2 separate regions of the Homo sapiens genome follow, and region 2 is linked to region 1. A link is a contact called in ENCODE Hi-C or POLR2A ChIA-PET data. All regions are on one chromosome and are shown on one strand. The core of a region is the stretch at or near the end of the contact, and the rest is flanking DNA. Distances in the headings are between cores, read along the strand shown.

The links. Hi-C counts contacts between places; a loop is a spot of excess contacts on that map. ChIA-PET counts read pairs that join two places held with the same protein, here RNA polymerase II (POLR2A). Pooled maps may share reads with other maps.
Region 2: a loop to region 1 is called in a map of sigmoid colon, with 5 times the contacts of the local background. The contact joins two enhancer-like sites. A Hi-C loop is called at or near these places in 4 of 168 maps with a recorded cell type or tissue (CD8-positive, alpha-beta T cell, chondrocyte, naive thymus-derived CD4-positive, alpha-beta T cell and 1 more), 1 of 37 single-sample maps with no recorded cell type and 5 of 50 pooled maps. POLR2A ChIA-PET finds 5 or more read pairs at or near these places in 2 of 52 experiments (Panc1 and T-cell).

Annotation. Positions count from the first base shown.
Region 1 is chr18:13,266,005-13,270,616 of GRCh38, forward strand. All of the region lies in intron 1 of LDLRAD4 (low density lipoprotein receptor class A domain containing 4), which reads left to right. Among named protein-coding and RNA genes, the nearest start is that of C18orf15, 29 kb to the left of the region's middle. RefSeq lists an enhancer at 1-469 and a silencer at 2,366-2,660. Within about 2 kb of position 2,492, at least 13 of the 41 ENCODE cell types and tissues checked have a DNase peak (open chromatin) inside an H3K27ac peak, as active enhancers do.
Region 2 is chr18:13,542,022-13,546,862 of GRCh38, forward strand. The region is part of intron 4 of LDLRAD4 (low density lipoprotein receptor class A domain containing 4); the gene reads left to right. Among named protein-coding and RNA genes, the nearest start is that of MIR4526, 67 kb to the right of the region's middle. RefSeq lists enhancers at 1-390, 391-912. Within about 2 kb of position 2,495, at least 2 of the 41 ENCODE cell types and tissues checked have a DNase peak (open chromatin) inside an H3K27ac peak, as active enhancers do.

The sequences.
Region 1 (4,612 bases), core at 1,242-3,741:
AAGCATTATCTGGGGAGCTTGTTAAAAATACGGATTCCTGGACTCCACCCCAAGAGATTCTGACTCAGAAGCTTAGATGATGCCTGGCAGTGAACGTGTGTTTTAGCAAGAATGGCGGGCTCCTTGACACGGTTGTTCTGTAGTTTGGACAGTGAGTAGCACTCGCCCAGACCTTAAAAACAAAGGCTTTTTCGGGGCTTGTTTTTAGGGCTCCCCCGACTTCTTCCTGTGGACCCAGGAACACAGAAGATCATTTTGCTACAGAGTCCGCATAAGCCCTCTGCCCTCCAGCCCTGCATTCACAGCTAGCCTGGGAGCTCCTCGAGGGCAGGGCGTGGCTTCATTCCTCCTGCACAACTCCTGGTACCTCGCACTGGGTCCGTGGCCAGATGTGGGCAGGAGCAGTCTCGGGGACAACAGACACAGCCCGCTGAGGAAGGCACCCAACCCTGGGCTTGGCTTTCCTTTCCTTTCTGGCATGGGGCTCAGGTGTCCAGAGGCGGGAGGATTCCGAGGGTCTCTGGTGGCTGCCTTCTCCAGATTTGGGCTTGGACTGGGCACAGCTGGGAATCAGTTATGTTTTGTTTTGTTTTGAATTGGCATAGTGACCGTCTTAGGCAGAAGGCAGGCTGCCGCAGGGCCTCCACGCTCAGGCGCTGCCTGGCGATGGCTTCTCCGTGGAGGAGAGGGAACTGCTCTGAAGCAAGCCCAGCACCGCAGTCCTGGCCAGACCCGTGGGCAGATCCCTGGAGTCCTGTCCCCACACTACCCTTGGAGCTGCCTTCCGAGTGTAAGTTACAGTTTCAGTCACAGCCTCAGAGGTGGCAAGTCACTGACTAGGAAGAGAGTTGAAATGAACAGAATTCTGAGTAAGAGTAATACTAAGAGTTACAATTTTATGTTCCAGTGAGGTAGAAAATCTTTTACGTCGACTGAAGGCTAGATCTCCTTTCATGTGGAATCTCTTTGTGAAAGAACAGCATTTTCTGAGTTCACGCCTAGGTCTTGGTTAGAATCAACAGGGTAATGGTGGCAAGGGAGAGGTTTGTGAAAATATTCTCAGACTGCACTTGTGAATTATGAATGCGACTGCTAACATTGCTTTAGCAGTTCAGTGACACCTATCTTTGCAAAATGTACTTTCACTTGTAAGGGCCAAATAATTCTAATAGAAACATTTTTTGGTATGTAATTATGTAGATGTAGAGTGATACACTTTTTTTTTGCTGTGCACTTAAAAATTATCAAAGTAATGTTTGGAACGTCTGGAAACTCTACTTCTGATCACTGGTCAGTTTCACGCGTGTGTGTGTCTGTGTTGTATTGTTTTTAGTGTGTGCACACAGGCCTGCAGCCTTAGCAGTTACTGGAAGAGTGGTCTATCTCATTTATTTTAAAACCAGCATCACCCGTTCCACCTGTCACATGTGGTGGTGGAATTTGAGAAGAACGGGGACAGTTTGATCAGGATAGTGAAGCTGCCCAGGGGCATAGCCTGTGAATGCTAATTCACTTTCTGTAAACAACCTCTGCAGTGTTTGGTGTTTGCATGTATGAGATCAGCCGTCAGTTTTCGCTCAGATCCAGCTCCTGCTGCTGTCTAACTGAGATGAGCAAGCCTCACTTCAGACGTCGTGTGTAACCCAGCTACTTCATTTGTTCATTCTCATCTTTTGCTTTTCTGGAAGGTTTCAGCCAGAGGCTGGGGCCCCGCATTCTGGCTGGCTGATTGGAAATCACGCACATGTAAGGATTGTCCAGCAGCTTTCCTGGGGCCCCTGGTGACAGCTTGCATGCCATGAGAACTGGCACAGACTGTGAGTCACCCACTGTCCTTCCTGAGCTTTGACTTAAGGTAACATGGGCAGACCAATGCATTGTTTCTTTTTCTTTTAAAACAATTTTTTAGAGATGAGGCTTCACTATGTTGCCCAGGCTAGACTTGAACTCCTCACTTCAAGCGATCCTCCCACCTCCCCTCTGTAGTAGCTGGGACGACAACTACTACCCCCAGTGCACCTGGCTTGACACATTCTTTTTAGTCTTTTGAAACTCTTGTACTTTCCAAGATGTGCCTGGAGAGATATTTTCCTCTTAAGTTTAAGACTATAGTTTTCTACTGATTTCCTTTGTTTTCCTGTCCCAGGGCAGAATATTTTGTTCCTGTCGATGGACTGCAGATGGTGCCCACTCCGCCTCCCCTGCCAGTCTGTCCTGGACTCTCTATCCGTTTTCCTTAGTCTCAGTTCCTCCTTTACCCTCCTCCCCCCTCGGCTTGACTCTTCTCCCTGCTTCCCTCCCCTGTTGGGATTCTGGCCTAGTGGGAGATGGTTTCATCTGAGCATCTGAAAATATGGGGCTTCTTGGTCTTTATATGCACATCTGAGCATGCTACTGAAGGCAGAGGAAGGGAGATCTCTTAGGGAGTCAGCACATGCAAAATGCTGTGCCTTCAGACTGCCTCTGCTACCTCTTACAAGGAGCCTCACACCGCAGGCTGCCCTTTAGCTGTTCCCTTGGAATGCAGCCTTGTTAAGTCACTGCCAGCGTTTCCCCTCTTGGCGTCCCTTTCTCTTACCTAAGTTGTTAACTCCAGACTTCGCTGCTTTCTTAAAGGCTAAAGTAATGGGCAGAGTAAAACCCTGAAATGTTTAGAAGCTATGCAGTATTATATTGTAAACCTGTAAAAATTCTTAACAAAGTTAGTGGCTTGGAAAGATTTTCATGAGAACTTCAGCTAAAAGGCAGTAAAGTAAATGCCTTAAAATAACTAAACTTTGGCTTATAACAAGGCCATTGTTTGGCAGTGTCCACTTTTTAAAGACTTTCCAGAACTTGGAGGAGGAAATGATCCTGAGACAAAGTAGTGATTTAAAAAATGAAGACAGTAAATTAACATTGACATTATTCGCCAACAATTGATTTCTTGTCTTCCAACTTTTTACCCTGCATTCTGAATAAATTGGACCATGTGAGGAACTAGAAGATTAACTTTAGGGTTTTTGTTTGATTGAAATTGGTTTTGCAGAAGTGGAAATTTGGCAGCATGTATGGAAACCAGTAAATCAGTTTACAGTGTTCTGTGCTTCTTAGTTTATGAAACCCACAAGAATGAGGAAAGGCTGCATGTCTTTGAATGCGAGAGGGCTGAACTAATGTAGGGTTTGCCTTTTCTGGAAGTTTATTTTTACCCTTATTAATTTAGTAGCTTGTAGAGCAGCATGTCCAAACTTTAACTAGTTAATAGTGGCTCCCAAGCTGAGCAAGATTTCAATGCCAATGGTTATTTTTCAGTGGTCTCATAGAGAAAATACTGGGAAATATTCTAAGAATGGTGTAAAATGAAGAGGAACTTGGTAATTTTTTAAAACACTGGCTCAATGAAATGTAAGCAGCTGGCTTACACACAGTGACAATCTTTACAATCAGATATTGTGCTCTGAACTAGTGCTCTGATGAGGTAGTAGAAGCATGTCTCTATTTTCAATTAAAATGATCCGTTAATGTGGGAATATTTGGAGCATCTGTGTCTTTTCAAATGAACCGGGGTAGATGATCTTTTTTTTTTTTTCCTGAGGGGAAGCCCATTTGCGTGGTGGCTTCTGCTGGTAGCATCCGTGCCTGTTTCCCAGCCTGCTGGGGCCCTAGCGAGCTGTCCGACGTCATGTGCTCACACTTGGAGTCAGTCTGAGTCGGCAGTGTGGGAGTTCCTTCCAGAGAGATGTGTTCTTTTCATCTTGAATGGTTCATAGGTTTCTGCAGCAGGCATGGTCTCATTCTCAAACTCAGTGTCCTCACAGCCTTCTTCGACCCCTTCCTCCTGGTATCCCCTTGGATGTTCTGTCCTCCATCCTCCCATGTGGCCCTGTCCGTCACCTGACATCCATGTTAACATGCTTATGGGTATCACTCGAATAGCTGCCTTCACAGCAGGCTCTTGCTGCTGTGGATTTGAACAAGTATTTGTAGAGGAGTCAAGGCAGGCTACCTTGATCTGCAAACACACCAGGGCTGTCTAGAGCCGTGTCACTGGACCGCTGTGCTGGTGTCTCCTGGGGGCTTGCTAGAAATGTGGAGGCTGGGCATGGTGGCTCACATCTGACATCTTAGCACTTTGAGAGGCCAAGGTGGGATGATCTCTTGATCCCAGGAGTTTGAGACCAGGCTGGGCAACACAGCAAGATCCTGATTGTACAAAAATTTTAAAAATTAGCTGGGCCTGGTGGCGTGCCTACCTGTGATCACAGCTGCATGGGAGGCTGAGGTGGGAGGATCACTTGCACCCAGGAAGCAGAGCCTGCTATGAGCTGTGATGGCTTCACTGTAATCTAGCCTGGGTGACTCTGTCTCTTAAAAAAAAAAAAAGAAAAGGAAAAAAAGAAAAGGAAATGTAGAACCTTGGGGCTCACTACAGATGTGTAGAGTCTGAATTGGCCGGGTCGAGAGGGCAAAGTATGCTCGTTCCAGGCCTATTTGCATTACCGCGTACAAGTGTATCACAGCACTGGAAGCCAAGGCAAAGGTACTTTAGCAGTAGAATGTGTTTTCATTAAGTTATTTCAGAGTACTGGATCCAGGACTTTATTTGCAAAGTTTATGCGTAGATGATACA
Region 2 (4,841 bases), core at 1,245-3,744, 280 kb after region 1:
GCTGTGATCATGCCACCGCACTCCAGCCCTGGCAACAGAGTAAGACCCTGATTCTAAAAAAGGAAAAAGGTCACTCTCTACTCAAGTTCTACTTATATAACAGCAATGCAGCTCTCTTCATAAAGCTGGCTGTTGTGTAGTTTATGTTGGGGAATCAGTTCATGGTTTAAAAAGTTCTGTCAATGCAGAGAACAAGCCGGTGTGTTTTATGGAGAGGCTGTTTAATCTCCACTGTGAGACAGTAAATATTTGGCTGTTGCATCATCGTGAAGCTTATGATCACAGTCTGGCGCCATCTCCCTCCTTGCCTGGAGTCTGATCTGTCCCGGCCCAGTGTCCTCCAGGACCCTGGCCCCTCATGCCTCCGTGCTTGCGCGTGTGCCATTTCCTCTCTCCAGAGGACCTTTCCTGCCTAGGACTCATGATTGTCCCCTCCCTGGTAAGCCATCCCCGACCTTCCAGGCAGAACCTGCTGGCTTCTCCTCAGCACTTTGCATGGATTTCTGTCACAGTCCTGGGTGCACTGTGTCGCCCTCTCTATGTGTCAGCCTCCCGTCCCCTACCGTGGGCTCCTCCAGGGAGGTGTGGACATTCATCCTCTTCCAGGCAGCCCTCAGGAATCCAGGGAGAAGATAAGGAGGCGGGGCGGGCGGAGGTGGGTGCTCCACACACTCAGAACACTTTCCTCTGCACTTACTTCATTCTGGTTTTTCTTTTGGGTCCTTGGTGTTTTTAAATAAACCCTTTCCTGTAGTTTGCTCCCCTTCCATGGAGGGCTGTTTCGAGCACAGATCTGCTGGGTGTCTGTATTTACAAAGAGAAGGGGCCACTCGTGTGTGAGCAGCACCGAGGGACAGAGGTACCTTGCCTGCTTGTGTCCCCTCCAAGTCCTTCTGATATTTTCCTTTCCAGCTGTTGCCTAGTTTCCTGGTATTAAGGAGAATCAACTCTCTGGATAAACGTGGTAAATATGGCCCATAGTCCCATCTTTTTACAGGCATTTTTTACACCTGGAGCAGCCAGAGGACGCATGCATGGCTCTTCGGAAGGTAATTTAGGGATCACCCATGTAAGTTTCCTAAGGATTTCTTTAACATGGTTCTTCTGATTCAGTCCGGCCAATTAAATCTAAATCCACCCCTGAAAGCCATCTGGTGTGGATAACAAGCCCACAAATGAGCAGTCAGCTTTTTGTGCCCTTTAGGGCCTGGGACAACCACGGGATCTAAAAGGGGCTGGAACTAGAGGTCTTGAGCTCCTGTTCCTAAAATCATCTTCATCCTATATCTGCAGCCTTCTCCTGCCACGGCATGCACCCACACATGCGAGCCTCCCGGGTACTGTCATCCTGAATTCTGAGACCATCCAGCACTTCCTTTAGTTTTGCCCTGGTGCTGTTGACTTTTGTTTACTGAAGAGTGTGCTGGAGGCAGGACAAGGGACATGGAAGGCTGCAATTTAAGAGTCTAAAAGGTTTTAGAATCCTGAAGGAGGTTTAACAAGCTGAATTGAAGAATAATACCTTTCTCAACTGGAGAGAATTTACATGATTGCATTATTGTTAAAATTAACATCTCATCTATTAAAAGCATTTGTAGATTATCTTTGTACCTTCACTTTCTTTGTCTGCCTTACATTAGGTCTCAGAGGTAGATTGGTGGAGTCACCTGGAGTTTGTTGGTGACTTGGGGTTTGGCTGGCCTGTGGAGTCAGCCAGACTCTAGCTCTGATCCAGATTCTGCCCTTTATCTCCTCTGTGCCCTTGGGAAAGTCAGTGAAACTTTCTGAGCCACAGTTTCTCCAATAAGGAAAAACGACCGCCAACGGGGCTACCTGTTGAGCCCTACCTCCAACAGGGCTGCTGGGAGGATTAGCCAAAGAGATGTCTGTGAGGGAAACCAGCACAGACTCTGGCATGGAGTATGTACCCGGGGATACCAGGACGAGGCCTGCCCCGAACGTGCAGGCCCACATACGTGCATACGTGTGGACGTGCACATGCATGCACACAGTGTGCACACAGGGTGAGGCACCGTGAAGCTGAGGCCGCACTTCTGGGCTTTCAGCCTTGGCATTGTGGTTTCCATCGCTGGGCCTGCTATGAAGCCACGCTGCTTTTCAGAAATACCTTCAGAAATGAGATTGGGAAACTTTAGTGAAAAACGTGTTGATTGCCTGAGGCACTGCTCTGCCTCCGGGCTGTTTTCCTGGAGTGTGATTTCCCCGTCAGAGTGCTGCAGTGGGCCAGGGACTTGTCTAGGGTGCCATGGAGGCACAACTGTTGATTATGTTAATAGGATAAACAAACCTTCTTTGACACCATAAATAGCAGACGCTGTGCTTTCCTCCCCACCTCCTGGGCAGGGAAAATATTTGAAGCTGGAAGGAATTGAGCCCTGAGCTTAATACAGTTACAGACCCAGAAAGAAAACAAAGATGGGTACAAAGATGTGTTTTCAGGAGACAGAAAATTGTGAAATCAACCCATCAGTCGGCCCAGGACTGGCTCACCTTGAGTGGCTCCTGGTACAGTGACTGCTGTGGATGGCAGCCTGCATGGTGGATGGGAAAGCGGAGTTCGTGTGGGAGACAGAGCTCTCGCGAAGCTGTGCTGTTTTCTCTTAAGTAGGCTAGAATGGAGGACAACTTACAGGTAGACCTAACTGCAACCTGTTGACAGTGAAGCTAAAGTCCGAACACACCCGTCACCTTTCAGAGGACAGACAGAAGCCATCTTTATAATAGTGATTTTGCACAGACCAAGGAGAGGCTAGGTCCAACCGTTTCAGCTGCCGCCAGGAAAAAGGGTCCAACTCCCTGGAGCACATCAGAAGGTTAGACGTCATGGCAGGTGATGGTTTGTCTTTTTTTTTTTTTTTTTTTTTTAATGTGCTCCTTTTATTTTCCAAATTTTCTAAAATGAACAAGTATTACTTTTATAATTGAAAGTATTATTAGAGAAAACATACATTAAACTTTCTTAGAATGTAAACATCCACTGTGTGAAGTCAGTCCCAAAGTTTTAACGGCCACGCAATCTAGCCTTATCCAGTGGTGCTCCCCAGAAGGTCCTCAGCTGAGAGAGTGGGGTGGTGTTAGTGGCCTCCTCTTGATGGCCCAGCTGATTGCAGGGGATCTCTGGGATGCTGCTGATGGAGTACCTGGGAAGATGGCTCCAGGACTCTGAAGGGCTGCGTGTTTTTGATCTTGCTCCCCGAGCCCCAGCCTCTTTGACCACATCATTGAGCTGCGCACGTTCAGGGCAGACGCCTGGAACTGGAGAACTCTAGGGAAGCAAAGGGGACTCCTCGGGGACTCTGATCTTTATGTCCAAGTTATATATCAACGAATCCTTTTGGCAACACCAAAATGTATGGTGAGCCCTTAGTTAAAGTGTGGGAAAACATGAAAATGATCAAATATGAAGTTTGCAGATTAAGACCAATTCAATGGCCCTCCATTGACCAGCGAGAGAATCATCCTGTGTCATCTTGTCTTGTCCTGCTGGGATCCACTAATGGCTTTCTCCTTTATGGAGTCCTGTGCTGAGGCCAGCAGTAGCTCTGGTTACTCTTCCACACACACACCTTCTTCTAGCAGCCGGCCATGAGCAGTGCGGTTTCTTAGCTGCAAACAAGCTGCGGGAACTGAGGAGGGTGGGAAACTGGCGGGGCAGGAAAGAGACAGGAGATGTTATGGAGCCAAGCAAGCTAATTTATGACACCAAGCATACTCAGTGCCTGCTGTGCACAGGTCACAGTGGGGTGGAGCCTTCCAGGGGTGGAACATGTAACCACAGCTCAAAAGTCAGGGAAAGCCAATGGGGCAGGATGGAGGCTGGGAAGGACCCAACAGGTGAGAGTCAGTGGGCTTCATTTGGGAAGTCATAGTCACAGAGCTGTCCTCAATCCTAAGCCAAGAGGGAGTTTCTTAGCAGCAGCAGTGAAGGATAGGGTCGGGATGCAGTGTTCATAACTGTGGGATCACAGGCCCATTACCTTCCCCCTCTGGACCTAAGTTCCCTACCTGTGAAGTGAGAGCCTGAGGCTGTTCGGGATTAGGGCAGATGGTTTAGCCCCTGCTTGGTGGGGAGTGGGTGGTAAAAGTCAACAACAGTTGAGGCAGGGGACTGGGTTTATGTTCACAGATGGAGAGATGGGTGCATTCAGCCTGGACCCAATGGCTGTCACTCATCAAGTGGAAGGTCAAGGGGTAAGGGAGGGGAGTTCAGTGAAGCAGCTCTGCCGGGGAACCAGCAGGCCAACTCCACCACTAACTGCTGCTCGGGAGTAATTTGTCTAACTGAAGTGGCTCAACAATAAAAGATTGAAGATGGCCTCCCCTCCCCCCTCCCCTCTTGCTTGCCTGACAGAGTCTTGCCCTGTTGCCCAGGCTGGAGTGCAGTGGTGCAATCATAGCTCATAGCAGCCTCAAATTCCCAGGCTCAAGCGATTCTCCTGCCTCAGCCTCCTGAGTACCTGGGACTACAGGTGTGCACCACCATGCCTGGCTAATTTTTGCATTTTTTGTAGAGACAGGGTCTTGCTATGTTACCCAGCCTGGGTGGTTTTTTTTTTAAATACCACACACTACTGCCATGTGATGTCACTGAATAACACTGGTGGAATTACTCAGTACCCTGGCACAAAAGTAGTCCGTGTGTGCAGGGAACTTCATGCAAGCTCATTAGGCCTGATGCTGTCGGGCACGTGGTTCCCCCATCCGCCATCCCCACTTTCTCAGCTTAGAGAAAGCGGTGATCTCTGAGGATTCTGTCGCTGACATCAGTGAGGGGCTTGCCAGATGATGAAGCGGCACAGAAAGGCAGTGTCTCTGTTAGG